Regions from separate parts of the Homo sapiens genome. Here region 1 is linked to region 2. Evidence: chromatin loops called from intact Hi-C (ENCODE). Cell type or tissue: left lung. All regions are shown on one strand. Each heading gives the region's core, and the rest is flanking DNA. Links, peaks and the distances in the headings are about the cores only.

What was found. Hi-C counts contacts between places; a loop is a spot of excess contacts. Peaks named below come from ENCODE experiments on the same cell type or tissue, not always from the same donor. Only the 100,000 strongest peaks of a DNase experiment are listed, where the experiment ranks them.
Region 1: it touches region 2 in a loop (2.0-fold over the local background); 14 of 110 quality-filtered maps call a loop at or near these places.

What each region holds. Positions count from the first base shown.
Region 1 is chr10:87,100,658-87,111,379 of GRCh38, forward strand. All of the region lies in intron 2 of SHLD2 (shieldin complex subunit 2), which reads left to right. Among named protein-coding and RNA genes, the nearest start is that of SHLD2, 11 kb to the left of the region's middle. In left lung, for the core only: no CTCF peak of the experiment used is centred there; no DNase peak of the experiment used is centred there.
Region 2 is chr10:86,956,265-86,966,986 of GRCh38, forward strand. MMRN2 (multimerin 2) reads right to left here and starts at 1,351. Exons shown (of 7, transcript NM_024756.3): 1 at 1,114-1,351. The coding sequence starts at 1,277. SNCG (synuclein gamma) reads left to right here and starts at 2,335. Exons shown (of 5, transcript NM_003087.3): 1 at 2,335-2,554; 2 at 3,369-3,410; 3 at 3,737-3,864; 4 at 6,340-6,411; 5 at 6,701-6,994. The coding sequence starts at 2,434. The coding sequence ends at 6,721. It overlaps ADIRF-AS1 (ADIRF antisense RNA 1), which reads right to left. Exons shown (of 2, transcript NR_170185.1): 2 at 9,023-10,064. RefSeq lists enhancers at 2,625-3,224, 4,425-5,025, 5,626-6,225, 9,445-9,504, 9,575-9,894 and 1 more. In left lung, for the core only: CTCF peaks have their summits at 4,352 (motif pointing left) and 4,553; no DNase peak of the experiment used is centred there; H3K4me3 peaks cover 1,929 bases; H3K27ac peaks cover 3,228 bases; H3K27me3 peaks cover 395 bases.

The DNA.
Region 1 (10,722 bases), core at 1,162-9,161, 140 kb after region 2:
AGTAGAGATGGGGTTTTATCATGTTAGTCAGGCTGATCTCGAACTCCTTGACCCAGGTGATCCGCCCGCCTCGGCCTCCCAAAGTGCTGGGATTACAGGCATGAGCCACTGTGCCAGGCCGATTACTCTAGCTTTGTAGTAAATTTTGAAATTGGGAAATGTGAGTCTTCCAAATTTTTTTTTTCCAAGATTGGTTATTCTATCTCCATATGAATTAGGATCATGTTTCCAATTTCTGCAAAGAAGTCAGCTGGAATTTTGATAGGGATTATGTTGAATCTGTAGATCAATTTGGGAATTAGTGTCATTTTAACAATATTACATCTTCTGATTCATTAACATGGGATATCTTTCTGTATATGTAGGTCTTTTAAAACTTCTCTCAGGACTGTTTTATCACTGTCAGAGGATAAGTTTTGCACTTCTTAAAACCAAGTAAGCTAAGTTAGCAATTCCCAAAAATTATATGAGATGGTAACTCCCGAAATTCTGTGGCATAACAAGATTATTTCCTTAATGGCAAGCATATTCTGGCCCCAGAATAATTTAGAATCAAGTATAGAATTCAAGAGAATCAAGGCTGCAGCAGTAATACTTTGAGTCTATACCCTTGTGTATATTTGGCTTAAATGTTTTAGGAGAATTGGCCTTTGAAAATTTAAGATATTTGTTATTTCAAAATAAAATGTGTAATCAACTAATACAAAGCAAGTTTTGTACTTTTTGTTGAATTTATTACTAAGTATTCTTTTTGATGCAATTGTAAGTAGAAATATTTATTTATTAAGAGATAGGGTCTTACTGTGTGGCCCAGTATGGCCTTGAACTCCTGGGCTTAAGACATCCTCCTGCTGCAGCCTCCTGAGTAACTGAGATTACAGGTGTGCACCACCTCGCCTGGCTCAGAATGGTTTTCTTAACTTCATTTTTAGATTGTTCACTGTGAATATATCGAATTACAATAGTTTAGGCTGGGCATGGTGGCTCACGCCTGTAATCCTAGCACTTGGGGAGGCTGAGGTGGGTGGATAACTTGAGGCCAGGAGTTTCAGATCAGCCTGGCCATCACAGAGAAACCTTGTCTTTACCAAAATCACAACAAATTAATTAGCTGGTTGTGGTGGTGCATGCTTGCAATCCCAGCTACTGGGGAGGCTGAGGTACGAGAATTACCTGAACCCAGGAGGTGGAGGTTGCAGTGAACCGAGATAGTTCCACTGCACTCCAGCCTGGGCGACAGAACGGTTTTTGTATGCTTCAACCTTACTGAACTCATTTATTCATTCTGATATTTACTTTAGTGGATTCTGTATGATTTTCTATATGCAAGATGCTGTCATTTGCAAATAGAGATAGTTTTTCTTTTTTTGTTTCCAATCTGAATGTGTTTTATTTCATTTTCTTGCCTAATGCTCCTCATTAGTTTTCAATGTTGCATAGTATTTTATTGCATGGACGCACCATAATTACTTTTACCAATCTCTTATTGATGGACATGAAGGTTATTTCCAAACTCTTGTGGTTATAACAATGCTGTAATAGATAACCTATTACAAAGAACAGTTCTCAACTCTTTTGGTCTTGGGACTACTTTACCTATTTATGTATAAGTTTCAAGTTTGGGCTTAGAAAGAATTTAATAATCATGCTAATTTTGTTTTGTTTTCTTTTTTTTTACTCCTGGACCCAAGCGGTCTTCCCACCTCAACCTCCCAAGTAGCTGAGACTACAAGGGTGAACCATCACCCTGGGTAATTTTTAAATTGTTGGCTGGGCACAGTGGCTCACGCCTGTAATCCTAGCACTTTGGGAGGCTGAGACAGGCAGATTACCTGAGGTTGGGAGTTCAAGACCAGCCTGGCCAACATGGTGAAACCCTGTCTCTACTAAAAACACAAAAAATGAGCCAGGTGCAGTGGTGCGTGCCTGTAATCCCAGCTACTCAGGAGGCTGAGGCAGGAGAATTGCTTGAATTCAGGAGGTGGATGTTGCGGTGAGCTGAGATCGTGCCACTGAACTCCAGCCTGGGCGACAGAGCAAGATTTCATTTCAAAAAACAAAAAGAAAAAAATTTTTAAAAATTGTTTTGAAGAGATACGGTTTCCCTATGTTGCCTAGGCTGGTCTCATGCGATTCTCCTGCCTTGGCCTCCCAAAGTGTTGGGATTATAGACATGAGACACCACAAATTTAAACAAGGACTTTTTTTATTTTTTAAAGAGATTACTTTTTCTGAGTAAACAAGGACTTTTAAAACAAGGTACTAAAAATCTGGCTGGGCGTGGTGGCTCGCTCCTGTAATCCCAGCACTTTGGGAGGCTGAGGTGGGCGGATCACGAGGTCAAGAGATCAAGACCATTCTGGCCAACATAGTGAAACCCCGTCTCTGCTAAAAATACAAAAATTAGCTAGGTGTGGTGGTGCACGCCTGTAGTCCCAGCTGCTCAGGAGGCTAAGGCAGGAGAATCACTTGAACCCGGGAGGCAGAGGTTGTAGTGAGCCGAGATCTCACCACTGCACTCCAGCCTGGCAACAGAGTGAGATTCCGTCTCAAAAAAAAAATTTTTTTTAATAAATAAATAAATAAAAATCTTGAAATTTTTATTAGGTCCTGGTGTTTCTAATTTTAATATGATTTAGTTCTCAAGTGCTAGTTAATACTTCATTAATCAGCCAGATGGAAGTGGGGATACTATGGAAACAGCATAGGCAAAGCTTAAAGATAAATGAGACCATGGTTTGAAAATATAGGGTGGCATGCGCTTTGGTTCAAGGCAATTTGATCATCACAACAATTTGGCTTAAACAGCACTTTGGTTGAAAATGAATATCCCCTAGTTATGTGTTTTTCAAGTATTGGTCATTTTGGTATATCATGAGTTGTTTTGCAAACTTTTGTGCCAAAGTTTTCAGGAAAACTTTCTAATATTTGCTTTTGTGTTTCTAACTGATTTTCAGAGAAGTTGTAATTTTGATGTTTTTTCCTTTTAGTGAGCATGCTTTAACAAAAAACAATAACAGAAACTGTGTCAAAGAAAAGGACCTGTAATCTTCAGGGTTTGTAGTCTTTTTCCTCTTAAAAAACCCTTTTCCTAATTAATGGCAGTTACATCTGCATGGCTGGTTTGGGTAAGTCTTCATTTTGTTGTATTGCTGAGTAACAGTCAACAAAGGTTTATCAACTCTTGGTTAAGGGTTCCTTTCATGTTGTGAGTAAACATGAACAATATAGGATCTTATCCTTTTAAGCTATCATGCAAGAAACATGTGAGGTCTCTTAAAAATTCACTGTGCTGGCCGGGCATGGTGGCTCACGCTTGTAATCCTAGCACTTTGGGAGGCTGAGGTGGGTGGATCACTTGAGGTCAGGAGTTCAAGACCAGCCTGGCCAACATGGTGAAACCCCGTCTCTACAAAAATACAAAAATCAGCCGGGCATGATGGCGGGCAGGTGCTTGTAATCCCAGCTACTTGGGAGGCTGAGACAGGAGACTCGCTTGAACCCGGGAGGCGGAGGTTGTAGTGAGCCGAGATTGTGCCACTGCACTCCAGCCTGGATGACAGAGCAAGACTCCATCTCAAAAAAGAAAAAAAAAAAAAAATTGTGCTGGCTGGGCTCAGTGGCTCACACCTGTAATCCCAGCACTTTGGGAGGCCGAGGCGGGTGGATCACCTGAGGTCAGGAGTTCAAGACCAGCCTGGCCAACATGGTGAAACCCCATCTCTACAAAAATACAAAAATTAGCCAGGCATAATGGCGAGTGCCTGTAATCCAAGCTACTTGGGAGGCTGAGGCAGGAGAATCGCTTGAACCCGGGAGTGAGCCGAGATGGCGCCACTGCACTCTAGCTTGGGTGACAACAGCAAGATTCTGTCTCAGAAAAAAAAAAAAAATTAACTGTGCTTATAAATGGGAGCTAAATTAGGAAAAAAATAAAAAGTAAAAAGAAAATGAAAATAAAAATTTAAAAAATATATTAACAAATTAACTGTACTAAGGTAGGATTCTTTTTTTTTTTCTTGAGACGGAGTCTTGCTCTGTCGCCCAGGCTGGAGAGGAGTGGCACAATCTCGGCTCGCTGCAACCTCCACTTCCCGGGTTCAAGTGATTCTCCTGCTTCAGCCTCCCGAGTAGCTGGGATTACAGGTGCCTGCCACCACGCCCGCCTAATTTTTGTACTTTCAGTAGAGATGAGGTTTCACCATGTTGGCCAGGCTGCTCTTGAACTCCTGACCTTGTGATCCGCCTGCCTCCGCCTCCCAGTGTTGGGATTATAGGTGTGAGCCACCACACCCAGCCACTAAGGTAGGATTCTGATCTCACCTGTATGTTATTTATTATGCCTCTCTTAATCTTTATTTTAAAATAGAGGTCAGGTTTTTTGTTTTCTTTATATATAAAGTATGGCACATTCAGTTGTTCATCATTCAAGATGCCTTGCCATTCAGCTCTGTTTAATGATGTGGACCACCCTCTAGAAAAGAAAATCTTTATCCTATCTTGAGCATTTTGGTTTTGAAAGTTTTAGATCAATTGTAATTTCGGTATGGTGTTAGAGGATAATAAGAAGGGAAGTGTAAGGTAAAAATTGGGGCACATCTATAATGCTGTTAAAAACAGACATAACTGAAAAATACACCAGAGAAGCAAAAAGTACCTTCTCCTTGACCATTCTAGAGGTGTTGCAGAAGAAACAGACTTTAGGTGAAGCATATATGTGAGTATAATTATGTTGCGCTTGCTTCTTAATGAAAGACATGTCAATGAAGGACTAGGCACAAGGTAGAGACGCTGATAATGTTGAGTCAGCTCAGGAAATTGGACCTGAAGTAAGAAGATAGAGATTCCTTAGGATGCCTTGACCCTCGAGTAGCAATATCCAAATAAAAATGGCTTAAAGGAAAGCCATAAACCAAGATAACATTATCTAACAAGAAGTCTGAAGGCAGGGCTTTTCCATTGACAGTCCAAGGACTCAATGATACCATCAGATACCTACTCTGCTCTTCTCTCTGTTACACATTCAGCCAGTTTGTGATATCTTTCCTAAGGGTTTTAAAAGGGCTTCAGCAGTTCCAGAGGTCACATGTAGCCATAACTAAGTTCTATGGAGAAACAGCAGTTTCCTCCTGTGCATATCCCGGTATTAGTGAAGAAACCTTTTCCAAAGGCCTGCCAGCTACCTTCAACTCTCTTAGACCCCAGTAGCTAGGATTGGGTTGGTTACATGCCACGCCCTGGCTGTAAGGGAGGCTACAAGGAAGACTTACTGGCACTTTTTGGCCTCTGAAGTACAGGCAGACTGTGCCAGCCAGGAAGAAAGGTAGAAAAGGAATAATTGGTTTTGTTTGTTTGTTTGTTTTGAGACGGAGTCTTGCTCTTGTTGCCCAGGCTGGAGTGCAGTGGTGGGATCTCGGCTCACTGGAACCTCCGCCTCCTGGGTTCAAGTGATTCTCCTGCCTCAGCCTCCCCAGTAGCTGGGATTACAGGCACCTGCTACCATGGCTGACTAATTTTTTGTATTTTTAGTAGAGACGGGGTTTCACCATGTTGGCCAGGCTGGTCTTGAACTCCTGATCTCAGGTGATCCACCCGCCTCAGCCTCCCAAAGTGTTGGGATTATAGGCATGAGCCACTGTTCCCGGCCAGAAGGAATAATTGTTAGACAACTCACAGTGTCTGCCATATTTGCCACAGAAAATAACTGACTTGCTCTCTGCTGTCTTACTGTGATAATATATTTTTTTAACGCAATTTACAAAAGGGGGGGAACATTCTTAAATTTGAAACTAGGAATTATGATATTTGCAGTTTCATATTGTATACAGTAAACAGTCTTCAAATTCTAGTTCTCCTTGAGATCTTATACAATGATAACAGTTTTAAAATTATGCCTTCTGTTTTTTGAACAGCTTTTTACTATTGACAGCTTTTAAGGAAGTAGTTTTCATGTTGTCGTGTTTACTCTCTTACTAGACAGGAAGACAGAACAGAAATCCATCCTCAACTTCTGGGGATAATCTGAGGATTATAATGAAATATCAGATGCTTAAATGATTTCAACAGACTTTTAGATGAAGTTGCCATTAGCACCTTGTTATCATCAATGTAACACATAGGCAAGTGGATTAAAATAAGAGGGCTAAACTGGCCTTTATGTTGAAATTAGAAGTTTCGTTGTCCTACAGGCAGAAATGACAGTTTCATTGGATTCTCTATGTTATAGTAATATATCAGAAGGATAGCTTGAGATGAGACTATTTTGAAGATACATGGGGTGGATATTCAAAGTGCCTTTTACATAGTTACTGTCCTCCACAGTTTCCCCATTAAATGTGGAATCCTTGTGATTGCATTCTTGGAGGGCCATCGAAAACTAGTGAAGCACAGAGAGACTATTTTTTTTCTATAGATATTAATCTAAAGCAATAATTGGCAAAAAAAAAAAAAAGAGATTTAAAATGTAGGATAAAGGCCAGGTGCAGTGGCTCATGCCTGTATTCCCAGCACTTTGGGAGGCTGAGGCAGGTGGATCACCAGAGGTCAGAAGTTCAGGACTAGTCTGGCCAACATGGTGAAACTCCATCTCTGCTAAAACTACAAAAACTTAGCTGGGCGTGGTAGTGCGCCCTTGTAATCCCAGCTACTGGGGAGGCTGAGGCAGGAGAATTGCTTGAACCTGGGAGGCAGAGGTTGCAGTGAGCCGAGGTCTTGCCACTGCACTCCAGCCTGGGCAACAAGAGGGAAACTCCTTCTCAAAAAAAAGAAAAGAAAAAAGAAAATAATATGGTGCTGTGCTATGGGATAATGGGGAATACCTACTTTATATAGGGTGTTCAGAGAAGGCCTTGAAAAGAAGAAACATTTAAACTGAAATTAAAGGCTGAGTTGAAGCAACCTATTAAAGAGCTGTGGGAAAGGCATCCTAAGTGAAGGAAATGGCGTGTGGAAAAACTGTGATACAGAAAAGACCTTGACATGTTTTAGGAATGGACAGAAATCCAGTGTGACTGTGGTTGTCCTAGTGGAGAATGTTGTGATTTTGGACAGGTGGATAAGCAGTCAGATCATATAGGCAAGTGCTTTACATTTTTACCTTTTGTGCAGTGGAAAACCCAATTGGAAGTATAGTAGGCATAAATTTTGTAGACTACATACTTAAATATACAAAGATGTAATTTTCTTTCTTTCTTTCTTTTTTTTTTATTTTTAGAGATGACTTTTTGTTTGTTTGTTTTTTGTTTTTTGAGGCAGTCTCACTCTGTCACCAGGCTGGAGTGCAGTGGTGCAATCTCAGCTCATGGCAACCTCTGCTTCCTGGTTTCAAGCAGTTCTCGTGCCTCAGCCTCCCAAGTAGCTGGAATTGCAGGTACACATCATCACACCTGGCTAATTTTTGTTTTTTGCTTTTTTGAGACGGAGTTTCGCTCTTGTTATCCAGGAGTGCAATGGCGTGATCTTGGCTCACTGCAACCTTCACCTCCCAGGTTCAAGTGATTCTCCTCCCTCAGCCTCCCAAGTAGCTGGGATTACAGGCATGCGTCACCACACCAGGCCAATTTTGTGTTTTTAGTAGAGGCGAGGTTTCTCCATGTTGGTCAGGCTGGTCTCGAACTCCGGACCTCAGGTGATCCGCCCTCCTTGGCCTCCCAAAGTGCTAGGATTACAGGCGTGAGCCACTGCGTTCAGCCTAATTTTTGTATTTTTTAGTGGAGACGGGATTTTGCTGTGTTGGCCAGGCTGGTCTTGAACCCCTAACCTCAAGTGATCCACCGCCCCTTGGCCTACCAAAGTGCTGGGATTACAGGCTTGAGCCACCATGCCCAGCCTAGAGATGAGGTCTTGCTATGTTGCCCAGGCTGATCTCCAACTCCTGGGCTGAAGTGACTCTCCCACCCCGGCCTTTTAAAGTACTGGGATTACAGGTGTGAGCCATTGTGCTTGGCCAACTTCATTTCTAAATAACTAAAATTTCCTTAGCTCTGTTTCTACTAGGTAATAGAGAACAATCCTGCTAAACAATCTTGCCACTTTAGGATAAAAAGTCAGTAGCTTCTGGCTTAACTAAATTAATTACATGTTAATCTAAACCCTTGGTAAATACTTGGTCCTTTTGGTAAATGTTCAGTTTCCTCACAGAGCCCACCCCTTCCCTTTTTTTCCCTATGGTAGATGGTATTGGTAGAGAAATCTTATAATTTTTCCTGGCATTAAGGGAGAGTCATCTTATCTTTGTGCTGTCCTCTGTCCTTCTGAGCCATTGCAAATGACTGGCTTGGTCTTGAATGGGATTGTCTGCCTCTGCCACTTCTGAGGATGATGTCCCTGCTACTACTGTAGCCCCTGGGCAACACATCTGTGCATGCTGGGTCCTCCTTAATCCCAGGCTGTTTTGGGTATACTGGCCCAGTGGTGAGTGCTGATATGCTTGGGACCCTAATAAAGCAGCTTTTCAGGAATATGGTTTGGGCATGTCATTGGCTATTATGCCTTTAGCAAGGCATGATATTGTATTAGGTGCAAGGTTTTACTAAATGGCTACAGTCCCTGGACCATAACTTGGGAAAGGGAAACACAATTATTTCCCATTCTGGGTCCTTCCCCACAAACACTGGAGATTTTTCTTACCCTTCCGCAAATAAGATTTTTTTTTTTTTTTTGAGACAGTTTCATTCTTGTTGCTCAGGCTGGAGTGCAATGGCTCGATCTCGGCTCACTGCAGCCTCTGCCTCCTAGATTCAAGCGATTCTCCTGCCTCAGCCTCCCGAGTAGCTGGGATTATAGGCGCTTCTACCACACCCAGCTAATTTTTTGTGTTTTTGGTAGAGACAGTGTTTCGCCATGTTGGCCAGGCTGGTCTCGAACTCCTGGCCTCAGGTCATCCACCCTCCCCGGCCTCCCAGAGTGCTGGGATTACAGGCGTGAGCCACCTCACCTGGCCCCTCAAATAAGATTTAGCTCCAGATAGGACAGGAGGCAAAAATTCTAAATTTACATCCACTCTTTCTTTTAACTCTTGTTTTTCTTTGAACTCTTCCCCCAAGTTTTTATGTCATCTTGATCAGTGTGAGAGAACTGTACTTATGTCATCACCTGCCTTTCCTCTGTGCTGGAGTCTACATGACAAATTCTGCCATGAAAGTTTTCTTGATTTGGTTGGTGATAGTTAAAATCACAGTTTTAGAATTTAAAAAGCTGTCTTGGCCGGGTGCAGTGGTATGGTTCTGAGGATTAATTTTATATACACACATATAAACACTCACACACACATTTGAGTTCAAAATGTATGTTACTACATTTTACAAAGGAATAAGTGATTTCATAGATTCTGTATCAATATTAAATCTTGGCTGGGTGCAGAGCCTCATGCCTGTAATCCCAGCACTTTGGGAGGCTGACACAGTTAAGATCACTTGAGCCCAGAAGTTTGAGACCAGCCTAGGCAACATAGTGAGACCCTGTCTCTACAAAAAATACAAAAATTAGCTGAGCATGTTGGCACACACCTGTAGTCCCAGCTACTCAGGAGACTGAGGTGGGAGGATCGCATGAGCCCAGGAGGTTGAGGCTGCAGTGAGCTATGATTCTACCACTGCACTCCAGCCTGGGCAACAAGAGAGAGACCCTGTCTCTCAAAATAAGTAAATAAATAAATAAAAAGTTCTCTTTTGGCCAGGCACAATGGCTCATGCCTGTAATCCCAGCACTTTGGGAGGCCGAGGCGGGCGGATCACAAGGTCAAGAGTTCGAGATCAGCCTAGCCAACAGGGAAACCCCATCTCTACTCAAAATACAAAAAATTAGCCGGAAGTGGTGGCGGGTGTCTGTAATACCAGCTACTCAGGAGGCTGAGGCAGGAGAATCACTTGAACCCGGGAGGCAGAGGTTGCAGTGAGCTGAGATTGCACCATTGCACTCCAGCCTGGGTGATGATGTGAGACTCCATCTCAAAAAAAAAAAAAAAAAGCTCTCTTTTCTCTTAAGCCTGTAGGTCTTATGATTGAAATTCTTAGCTTTCAAGAATTATCATTTTAATGGATCAAAGACCTAAATATAAGAACTGAAACTATAAAACGCTTAGAAGGAAATGTAGGTTTAAATATTCATGAACTTGGATCAGGCAGGTTTCTTAAATATGACTCCAAAAGTGCAAAAGAACAAATAGATAAATTGGACTTTATTAAAATTAATTTTTTTTTTTTGGTGAGATGGAGTTTTGCTCTGTTGCCCAGGCTGGAGTCAGTGGTGCCATCTTGGTTCACTGCAACCTCTGCCTCCCGGGTTCAAGCGATTCTCCTGCCTCAGTCTCCCAAGTAGCTGGGACTACAGGCGCGCACCACCACGCCTGGCTAATTTTTGTATTATTAGAAGAGATGGGGTTTCACCATATTGGCCAGGCTGGTCTCGAACTCCTGACCTCGTGATCTGCCCACTGTGGCCTCCCAACGTGCTGGGATTACAGGCATCAGCCACTGCGCCTGGCCCTTAAAATTAAAAATTTTTTTAAAGTTTTTATTTTTTTGAGACAGGGTCTCATCATGTTGCCCAGGCTGGAGTACAGTGGCGCCATCATGGCTCACTGCAGTTTCAACCTCTCTAGACTCAAGCGGTCCTCCCACCTCAGCCTTCTGAGTAGCTGGGACTGTAGGCATGTGCCACCACATCCCAGTAAGTTTTGTATTTTTTGTATTATAGAAATGGGGGCCAGGCACAGTGCTCACT
Region 2 (10,722 bases), core at 1,090-9,089:
ACGCCACTGCCACCAGACCCTCACTAAGGGGCCTCTTGCCCCTCCCTGGTCAAATCTGTTTTCAGGAAAGCACCCAACAAACCTGCAACTCAGAAGCCAAATGAGACCTATCCCAGGCAGGTCCGCTCTGCGATGGTGGCTCTCATACACCGCACAGAAGTGTAAGTTGGCCCCCCCCTCACTCCCTAAATCCATGTAGATGCCCTTAGCCAAACAGGTCTGGTGTGTGGGGGCAGGAGGGTGGAGGTAGGAGCATCTGGGGGCTGGGGCTGGCTCCAAGTGCTGCAGAGAGTTCACTATGAGCTCTGAAGTCAAACTCAGATCCTGCTCCTTAGCTGTGTGGCCTTGGGCAAGCCCCTCAGCCTCTCTGAGCCTCAGGCTCCTCCTCTGTAAGTGGGGCTGTTGGAGGGATGAACTGAGATACACGTGGCAAGGTGCCTGGCCCTGAGACTGGGGGCCCCGTAAACAGCACCTGCTGCTCTGACTGAGGGGCAGTTGGAGATGAGGGGGGACTTACAGGCCCAACACCTCATCAGCAGGATGGGCCCTGGCTCTGTACACATAGAATGTTGGAAAGCTATGTTCTGGGTCCAGTTGCAAGACCATCCTGCCCACTTGCTGGGTCGCTGAGGCAGAGCGCCCTGGACTGTGCTCTGGAGAGCAGGGGGCCGTCTCTGCTCACTGCTGGGCAGTCAGAGTCAGGTCCCCAGGGAACTCAGATCAAAATCTCAGGGCAGCCTTGCTGGGTCTCAGCTTTCAGAATTGATTTCTTTGGAAGAACAGGAGGCATAGCCAGGCCAGCTGGCAATGGCTTCAGCCACAGTCCCCCAGTGCCCCATGCTGGGTGATTGATGGTAGGAGCTGTGCCTCCCTGCCAGCCCCCCAAGCCCCATTCCCTGCCATGGCTCCGACAGGGAACTCCCTGCAATTCTTAGGTGGATCCTGAAACACCCAGTCCAGACTACTTTTTCAGCCTCACAGATGGCCCAGAGATAGATACTATTAGCCCATTTCACAGATGGGACCCCAGTGAGGTCTAGAGAGGCTCTGCTCTAGCTGAGCTGGGACTCAGATCCTACTCCATGACCTCTGCCAAGGTCCAGGCCCTCTTACCGTCCTACGGGGTCCTTGCCGGTGTCCTCAGCCTCTGCCTTCCAGACCCCAGGTGTCCTGGAGCTCTGCAGATCAGAGAGGCTAGTACTGGAAGCCTGGGCCCATGCCCCCAGCAGCCCCCAGCCCAGGGGGCCCCCAAGGCTGAACAGCAAGCTCAGGATCATCTTGGTGGTGGGGCAGGCTCAGCTCACACTCAGCCTTGGCAAGTAGCTCCAGAAACTGCTAGTGACGTTGTCTTCAAGTTAAATCTCAGGAGGAAAAGAAAATACGAGGACAACAAAGAGAGGAAGTGGCCTGGGCCGGCCTACCCGGTGGGTCTTGTCCTGCCCCCCAACTACCCTGGCTGGCCCCACAGGGGCCGCCAACCACACAAGCCAGTTCCTGTCCCTGAGGACTTGGCTCAGGGACTCTGGGAATGTGGTAGACATGGGGTGGCCCCACCAAATGCATCCTTATGGGAACCTGCTCCCTGGGAGCCATGAAAAGAGCGTGGACTTCGAGGTGGGGCCACAGGAAGTGGTCAGGTCCATCTCAGGGGACCTGCTGCCCATCCACACTGCTGGCCAGGAAATGGGGGGCAATTCATGCCTCCTCAGCACCTTCAGCACTGGGCGGCTCAAAGAAGGGAAGGGACTATTCTGGGGTCACACAGCATGCAGCCAGAGGCCAAGGCATGAGGAAGTCCTTCATTTCCCCACCCCCACCCACCTCAGATCCTCCAACCGGTTTCATGGCAGCCCAGGGTCCAGCGGCATCCAGGATGCTGGTGGGTAGCTGCACAGCCCAGGCCGCGGGAGGTTGGCTGCTCTCACCTAACAGGCCTATGTGGCCCTGACCCCTACCTAGGAAGCTGGGGACAATGGCCAAGGCGCCTCCCCTCTCTGTGCCTGTCTGTCCAGGTGCAGCATAGACACAGCACCCCTGGGGCCAAGAGCACCCAGCCAGGGCTGCCCCCATGGGTGGGCAGGGCAGTAAATGAATGAGGGACAGGTTGGGAGGTGGCCAGCCCCCTCCAGCCCATGGAGGGCACGGGGCAGGAGAGCTGGGCTGAGCCAGCAGGAGCCCAGGGAGCCTGGTCTCTGCCTTCCTATCCTGGAGGAAGGTGAGGCTGAACCTCCTTCCCTCCCTCCCTCCCTCCCCGCCCCCACTGCACGCAGGGCTGGCTGGGCTCCAGCTGGCCTCCGCATCAATATTTCATCGGCGTCAATAGGAGGCATCGGGGACAGCCGCTGCGGCAGCACTCGAGCCAGCTCAAGCCCGCAGCTCGCAGGGAGATCCAGCTCCGTCCTGCCTGCAGCAGCACAACCCTGCACACCCACCATGGATGTCTTCAAGAAGGGCTTCTCCATCGCCAAGGAGGGCGTGGTGGGTGCGGTGGAAAAGACCAAGCAGGGGGTGACGGAAGCAGCTGAGAAGACCAAGGAGGGGGTCATGTATGTGGGTAAGTGGGGCATGGCAGGGTGGGACAGTGTGGTGGCCAAAGGGTGAGTGCCCAGTTACCTTCGCCAGACCTTACTCCCCAGCCCCAGGGAGGCATTTTGGGAGGGGGCGAGGCCCTGGCTATCAAGGTGGGGTCTCCAGACCCTGGAGCACCCACAATGCCCTGTGCACACCTATGTGTGTTTGTCTTTGGCCTCCTCGGGGCCTCTGGGTGTCAGAGACCGCAGACAGGGCTGGCTACCTGTCTGTGCACGCACACACACATTCCCAAGCATACCAGCCTCCCCTGAGCCTGGAGCCCCTGAAGCCATGAGCAGCCTGTGCTCAGGTGGCCCCCACCCTCTCCACACGGGAGCGGCTACAGCCAGGTCACGGATCCCCTCCCTCCCCAGAGAGAAGGGGCAGGCTGGGGGATGAAACCTAGGCTCAGTGTTCCCTCCCCCGCATCCTCTCCTGGCACTCTCCAGAGGAGGAAGGGGAGGTCAAGCCAATGACTCAGCTCTGGCCCATCCTGTCCTGTTGCTGCTTCTGAGGCCCGGCCACACCCGGGCAGGGGCTGGACCCTGGGTCTAGCCAGTGTCCCTACCTCAGGCCTGCTCTCTCTTGTCCCCCACATTCTGTCCTGTCCCCTTCCCATCCATCCACTTCTTCCAGACACAGCAGGAAGAGGCCCTCTGAAGGGGCCGCCGGCCCCCAGACACCATCCTTACCCCCCCACCGACCCCACAGTTTGTCCAGCTGTTCTGTTGTGTTTGTCCTGACCGCCCCCAACACCTCGAGGGAGGTCTGGGCTGACAGCTCCATTTCCTCCCCAGGAGCCAAGACCAAGGAGAATGTTGTACAGAGCGTGACCTCAGGTGAGAAGCCCCAGGGCCAGGGGACACATGGGGGATAGGACCCCTGGGGCTCCTGCATCCTAGTGCTGGGGCTCAAACCTAGAGTCCTGCCTTACCCCCAACTGGGGTCCCAAGCCCTACAGACCCCTGCAGACCATGAGGCTAAACTAGGGTGGGCGTCTCCTTACCCCCACCAGCATCAGAGGTGCCCTGGAGTCAGAGGGAGCAGGGGAGGGTCCCAGCAGGGCCAGGGCTCTGAGCTCCTGGGAAGGGGCTGCGAGCCTGACTCCAGCAGGCCTGCCTTGGGGCTGGGGCTGGGGTGGAGGCCAGCCAGTGTCCTCCCATAGTGGCCGAGAAGACCAAGGAGCAGGCCAACGCCGTGAGCGAGGCTGTGGTGAGCAGCGTCAACACTGTGGCCACCAAGACCGTGGAGGAGGCGGAGAACATCGCGGTCACCTCCGGGGTGGTGCGCAAGGTGAGCCCCGGCCCTCAGACCTGCCCAGTCCTCTCCTGGGCCCAGAAAGGCTGCTGGGCGGAGGCGGCATCACTCCACTCCACACCCCAGGAAACAACACGGGGGGCTGCGGCTGGCTTCAGTTTCAGTACCCACTGAGCGCCGGCATGGGGTGGGGTCCATGCTTGCTGTTCGACCTGCATTCGGGTCTGGAATCACCACAACCACCCCTTCGGGGGACTTGGGAGCCCATCTCATAGACAAGGAAAGTGAGGCTCAAAACCACATCTTCCGGACGGCTCTCAGCACTTAGGAGACACCCCATTTTATAAGTGAAAACAGGATCCCACACGGTGACAGGCAGCCTCCCGGGCAGTGGTCACCAGGCCGGGGGCTGAGTAGCACCAGCCCCGCCCCCAGGGCCTAGCCTCCCTCCCTGGGCTGGGCGGGGCAGCTGCCTCCTGCTGGGAGCCTCAGGGAAGTAGCGTCCCCTAGTGGTAAGAAAGCAGTGCTGCTTCTGACCCTACCCTCTGCAGCTGCCTTTGTGTGTGTGTGCACGTGTGTTGAGTGAGCATGTGGGTGCATTTGTGAGAATGTGTGGGTGTACATGCGTGTGAATGTACACATGCGTGTGCGGCCCAATAGCAGACAGCACAGGAGCAGTGGGGCGCACCCCAGGGACGGGTGTTGGCTGGGTGAGCTGTCCCAGCACCTGTGACACAGCAAGCTCTGCTTTACGCATTGTACGCTTATTAGTTCATTTAATAGACACAAAATCCATGAGACGGTGTGGAAACTAAGGCCCAGAGAGATTAATGTGCCCAAGGTCCCATGGCTAGTTCATGTGAGCTTGGAATTCCCCTGAGCAGCCTGTACTCTGAGAGACCCTGTGGCAGTGTAAGTGGTGGCCTGGGCTAGGATTCCTACCTGGGGGTGGGGCGGGGGAGCAGTGTCCAGCTCTCCTACCTGCTCCAGGCCTCCTAGGTGGTGGAGTCTGAGGCTCTGAGCACTGAGAATCCCTGCGTTAGGAGTGGGTGGGTGGAAGGGTGGGGGCTGCCCTACTCCTCTTGGCTCTGGGGCGATGCCCAGGTGTCTGCTTCCAGGGCCAGCACAGGGTCTCCATGTCCTTGGAGCTGGCAGCCGCTCCCTCTCCTAGTTCCCCTTTCTCGTCGTATGACCTTGAGAAGCAAAGGAACCTCTCTGGGCCTCCGTGTTCTCATCTGCAAGATGGGGGTGAGAGTGTCGGCCTCCCTGGGCTGTGTGATGAGGCAGGGCCATGACCTCCATGAAGCAATTCTCCTGGTCTATGTGAGCACCCAGCAGAGGAAGGTGACCATCATCATCATCATCATCATGTGTCCCAGGCAGAACACATAGAGCCCCAGGGGGCTCCTCCCTCCTCACCCCCAGCAAAAGAGGCCCTGGGGTGAGGGTGCCCGGGCATTCCTTGTGAATCCCGGAGCAGGGCTAGTGAGCCCTTGGAGCCACCTCGAGGGAGACTCATTTCCTGGTGACACCCCAAAACCAGTCACGACTCATCTCCCAGTGAACTGTGAAAGGCCTCAGCAGGGACTATCTGACCACTCATACCCCTGGCCTCATCATCAGCCTTAGGGCAGCAGGACTCAGCAGGTGGCCACCTGCCCTGCCCCTGGATAGCCTGGCCGACTCCCGCCAGCACAGCACTGCCCTTTTATGCCCCACTCCGCCAAGGGGCAGGATGGCCCTGGGGCAACACAGAGGTGACAGTATCCCCGCCTCCCCCCCGTCCCCCGCCAGAGGCAGGTGCTGAGGCCAGAGTGCAGGGCAATCACCAGTGTGGTCCTACACACCCAGCTGTCATGATATCTCACGCAAGTGTCTGGCCGGCATGGAGTGCAGGAGATAGAAGATGGGAAGTGAGAGAGGACTGTGTAACCTCTGCTGGCCCTGACCAGCCTGAGCCCAGAGCCTGTCCAGGAGGCAAAGAGAGGGAGCCATGCTCCTGTGGACTGAAGTGGGCCTGAAGCAAGCCTGATCTGATGCCAACACACCCCACCACTTTGAGCTCGAAGGCCCTGAGCTGCATGCCAAGCCTCCCTGGCCTCAGAGTCCCTATGTGAACCCCAATCAGTCTTCCTTGTAGGGCTACTGAGGGTGGGGTCAGACCTGGGGCTTCAGGGGCCTCTGCCCACTCTAACCCCCACTCCACCCTACCCCACCCAGGTTCCTCATCAGTGAAGCCCAACTAGGGGCTTCCCAGAGACTGGGGACCAGCTTGAGGGGTGAAGCTGGGCTCCAGGGTACTTGGTGCCCCTGGAAGGCCTCGGCATCATCAGAGCCCCGGGTATTGTCTGAATTGCACGCCCCCAATACCTCCAGCCCCTCCAAGTACAACAAGGCCACGAGGGGCCTCTGCTCCTCCTTGAGGCCAGGGTAGACAAGGCCCTGGTTGCAGGGCAGCTAGGGGTCTCTGCATTCTCCACATGGTCTCATGCCCCCTTTTGTCCCCTACAGGAGGACTTGAGGCCATCTGCCCCCCAACAGGAGGGTGAGGCATCCAAAGAGAAAGAGGAAGTGGCAGAGGAGGTAGGAGCTGGGCTCCTGGGGTGCACCATGGGGGGTTCCTTGGTAGGGACCCCATCCCCCACAGACGCACTGCTTCCCTCCTGGGCTCCCAGGGCCCAGAGGGGCCTCCTGACCTTCCACAGCCCCTACAGGGACTGTGTACAGGGCTAACCCTGAACCTGAGTGGGAGGTCCCCCCACGGATGACCCCTCAGGCATGGGGCACAGAAGACAACTTTTCTCAGCCCACTCAGGGTGGCCCATTAAGGCTGGGGCCTGGAGCTGGGTGTGCAGGTCATTCTCTCTCCCAGGCCCAGAGTGGGGGAGACTAGAGGGCTACAGGCCAGCGTGGATGACCTGAAGAGCGCTCCTCTGCCTTGGACACCATCCCCTCCTAGCACAAGGAGTGCCCGCCTTGAGTGACATGCGGCTGCCCACGCTCCTGCCCTCGTCTCCCTGGCCACCCTTGGCCTGTCCACCTGTGCTGCTGCACCAACCTCACTGCCCTCCCTCGGCCCCACCCACCCTCTGGTCCTTCTGACCCCACTTATGCTGCTGTGAATTTTTTTTTTAAATGATTCCAAATAAAACTTGAGCCCACTCCTGCCATGCTTCCTCTGGGTGCTGTGTAGCTTGAGGAGGGGTCCCCAGGTCCTCCCAGGAACAGGAACGGGTTCAGCCTGTTGATAGGACCAGGTATCCTATAGGGACACACACAGGGCATTCATGGGACCTGCGTGAGCCTTCAGGAACACCCCCAACCCACCCATTGCCTTTAACATGGAGGAGGCAGCACTGCCTTCGGCTCCCCAAGACATTCGACAGGACTCACAGTCCCATCCACGGGGATAGCTTAGCTCAGCCTCAAGGTAGCCCCCGCCTGCCTGCTCTGAGTCCCTGAGGAACCCACTGTCAGCAGGAGGTGAAGATAGGCTCCTGGGTCTTCCCTCCATGTGAGTTCTGGGCTCCAGTGTCGCAAGAGGAACAGGGCCACCTAACATCCTCCCTGGGGCAGATGGTGACTTTCAAAGATGGAGAAGTCTAAACCTAGTGAGGATGAAGGGCATCCCACAGGAGAGACAGAAGGTGGACCCTGCGGCGCCTCCCACCTGGCCCCAGCCAGTCTCATGCTCCCCGCTGGACCTGGAGCTGGGTACCCCTTGCACCCCTCCTGCACCCAGAAGCCTGCCAGTTGCCACCAAAAACACAACAGCAGAGACGCACGAAGCCGCACCTTGACAGAAAAATAGTAAAAAGCAACAGCTGCTGAGGTCCTCACAGGCGTTGACTGGGCACTGTTCTGAGCACTTCACCTTATTTAATCCTCAGAATAAACCTCTCAGGTTGGAGCTGTAGATCCAGGTTTTGCTGAGACGCACAGGACTGGGCAGAAGCCCAGGTGGCTCCCCAGCCCTGCTATGGCTGCATGGACCCCAAGGTGCTTACAGTGGATTGCCCCCAACCCAAAGTTTCAAAACAACCCAGGGCTTGCTGGCCAGTGGCCTACATGAAAGGCTGTTTGCCCAGCCCACTCTGAACAAGCCTGCCGGGCACGACGCAAACCACCCATCATGTAGGCCACTGGCCAGCGTGTCCTGGGTTGTTTTAAAGCCTTGCATGCCGGGCGGGCTTGTTCAGACCAGGGTTCCCTGGGGATCCTGGCTTCCCCTTTGATACTCAGATGGTTTGGGCTCAAAGCATCTCAGTGCCTTGCCCCAGGCCTTCAGGCCTGGGTGTTGGAGCCAGAGCTTGAGTCCGTCCACATGTGACTTCAGACACTGCCCTGTCCACACCGCCTCCCCATCCAGCCTCTGCAGTGGATTCAAGGGCAGCCCAGGAGGCTGGGAGCCCAGTCAGACACAGCGGAGCCAGGCTGTATCTGTTGTCTGGCCATGGGCATCCACTGAGGAGGCAGAACGGAGCAGGGGGCTGCTGGTCTCCACATCCCCAAGCACTGCCATGGGCAGGCATGAAGGGTCTGGAAGCAGCTCAGGCCAGTCAGGGCTGTTCCTGCTCCCCAGCCCAGACATGTACACATTAAGCAGGCCTGTATGAACCCAGGAGGAGGCCACCTGGGGCCTGGGTGTGCCCGAGAGTCCCCTGGGCTGTGAGAGAAAGCAAGGAGGAGCAAGGCTGGTCAGGTGATGGGGGTGAGGGAGAGGGCACCTATGCCCGGCTCCCAGCGACAACCTGCCCCAGGTTTCAGGGCCCTCTGCCTCTGCTGGAGGAGCCCAGAGGGGTCCCTGCTGCCCCTACCACAGCCCCCCTACAACCCCCTCTCACATACACTCAGGGCTTGTTCCTGGACTCAAATGACAAACATCACCAGAAAGCCCCTTCCCAGCCATGGGCACTGGCAGTGCTCTTTGCCTTTGAAACCTCATGTGCTCTGCACCCTGTGAGGCTGCTTCTGACCTCCCTGCAGGAGCACGGTTGACTCCCCTTATCCACCAGGATACACTCAAGATGTTTCCAGCTGCCTGCAACCCCAGATAGTACCAAAGCCTACATATGTATCTTCCTACACGTACACATGTGCCTCCCTATGATGAAGTTTATACATTAGGCACAGTAATAGACTAACAATAACCAGTAAGAAAACGGAACAATTATAACAATATACTGTAATGAAAGTTATTTAAAACATGAATTGTTTATTTCTAGAATTTTCTTTTTTTTTTTTTTTTGAGACGGAGTCTTACTCTGTCATCCAGGCTGGAGTGGTGGTGCGATCTCTGCTCACTGCAACCTCTGCCTCCCAGGTTCAAGTGATTCTCCTGCCTCAGCCTCCCAAGTAGCAGGGACTACAGGCGTGCGCCACCACGCCCAGCTAATTTTGGTACTTTTAGTACAGACAGGGTTTCACCATGTTGGCCAGGCTGGTCTCGAACTCCTGACTTCAAGCTATCCACCTACCTCGGCCTCCCAAAGTGCTGGGATTACAGGCAGGAGCCATCACGACCAGCTATTTCTGGAATTTTCCATTTAACATTTTGGACCTTACCAATTGCGGTGCAGGGGCCAAGGGAAAACTTCCCCTTTACCCTCTGAAGGTTCACTGAAAAGTCAGCTCATGAAAGCAGAATAGAAATGGAATACACATTCATTAGCATGCAAGGGGAAATCAGAGTGACTGCCCCACCACGAAATGGGGTACAGATGAGCAATGGGGAAGTGTGGGTAATTTCAGGGGGCTAGTAAATGATTTTCAGGGGAATTCAGTGGGCTTGAAGAACATACAGTGGCCTGGGACAAAGTCTGTTGGGCTCACAGAGCAGACAACGGTTTGCAAAATCTGTCCAGGTATGTGAGCAGGCTTCAGTCTTTCTTCCTGTGACAGCAGTTCAGTCAGAGAAAACTCCGGGAAGGGACCAGTGGTCATTGTTTTCTTCTTTGGTGGGTCCAGACTTAAGGCAGATGAGGAACTTCAGAGAACAACTTCACTGTATGCTTTGGAAGAGACAAAGGGTTGGGGGGCCTGTGGGAGTCTGGTCGGAGAGACCTTAAGGCTTCTTCAGTTCAGAATGTCACACCACTATATTTCGGGGTATTGGTTTCTGAGCCCCAACAATGAGTAACTGAAACTGCAGAAAGCGAAATCACAAATTAGCTGGGGGTGGTGGCTCATGCCTGTAATCTCAGCTACTCAGGAAGCTGAGGCAGAACTGCTTGAACCTGGAAGGCAGAGGTTGCAGTGAGCCAAGATCCCGCCATTGCACTCCAGCCTGGGCAACAAGAGCAAAACTCTGTCTCCAAAAACAAAAAAAGGGAAAAAAAAAAGTGACACCACAGCAAACTGGGGCGGGGGTGGGGGAAACGGTAATGCGGTAATGCGCTCCCTCCTTCTGCCTCTCCTTGTCTGAGAAGCCCTGGTGCCCTGCACGCTCTCACAAGGTCCACTGCTGAGTCCTGGGCACCCTTCAGCCAATTTAATCTTCACACACACACTTTGGGGAGACGCTGTGATGTGATGGGGATGTTGAGGCTCAGAGAAGTGAGGGGCTTGCTCTAAGAATATCTGAACCCAAGAGGTTTGACTGTAGTGCCTGCCGCTAGGGCCACGTGGAGCTCTCTCTACCACCATCTGCTGGGGGCTGGCTGTCTCTTCCCACAGAGGCTGCTCCCTTCCTGTCCAGCTCACAGCTCATTGCCCATGGGGCCTGGAGCCCAGTGGCACCACCAGCCTGTGATAAACTGGAACACTCGAAGGCCTGCCTGGCTATTGGGCACTACCGGTGGGATTTCAGGAGGGCTGGCAGGGCTGTGGCCAGCCAGGCAGGGCATGGCTGAGATGGGCTCCCCAGAGTCCCCAAGGCATCCATATGGCCGCTCC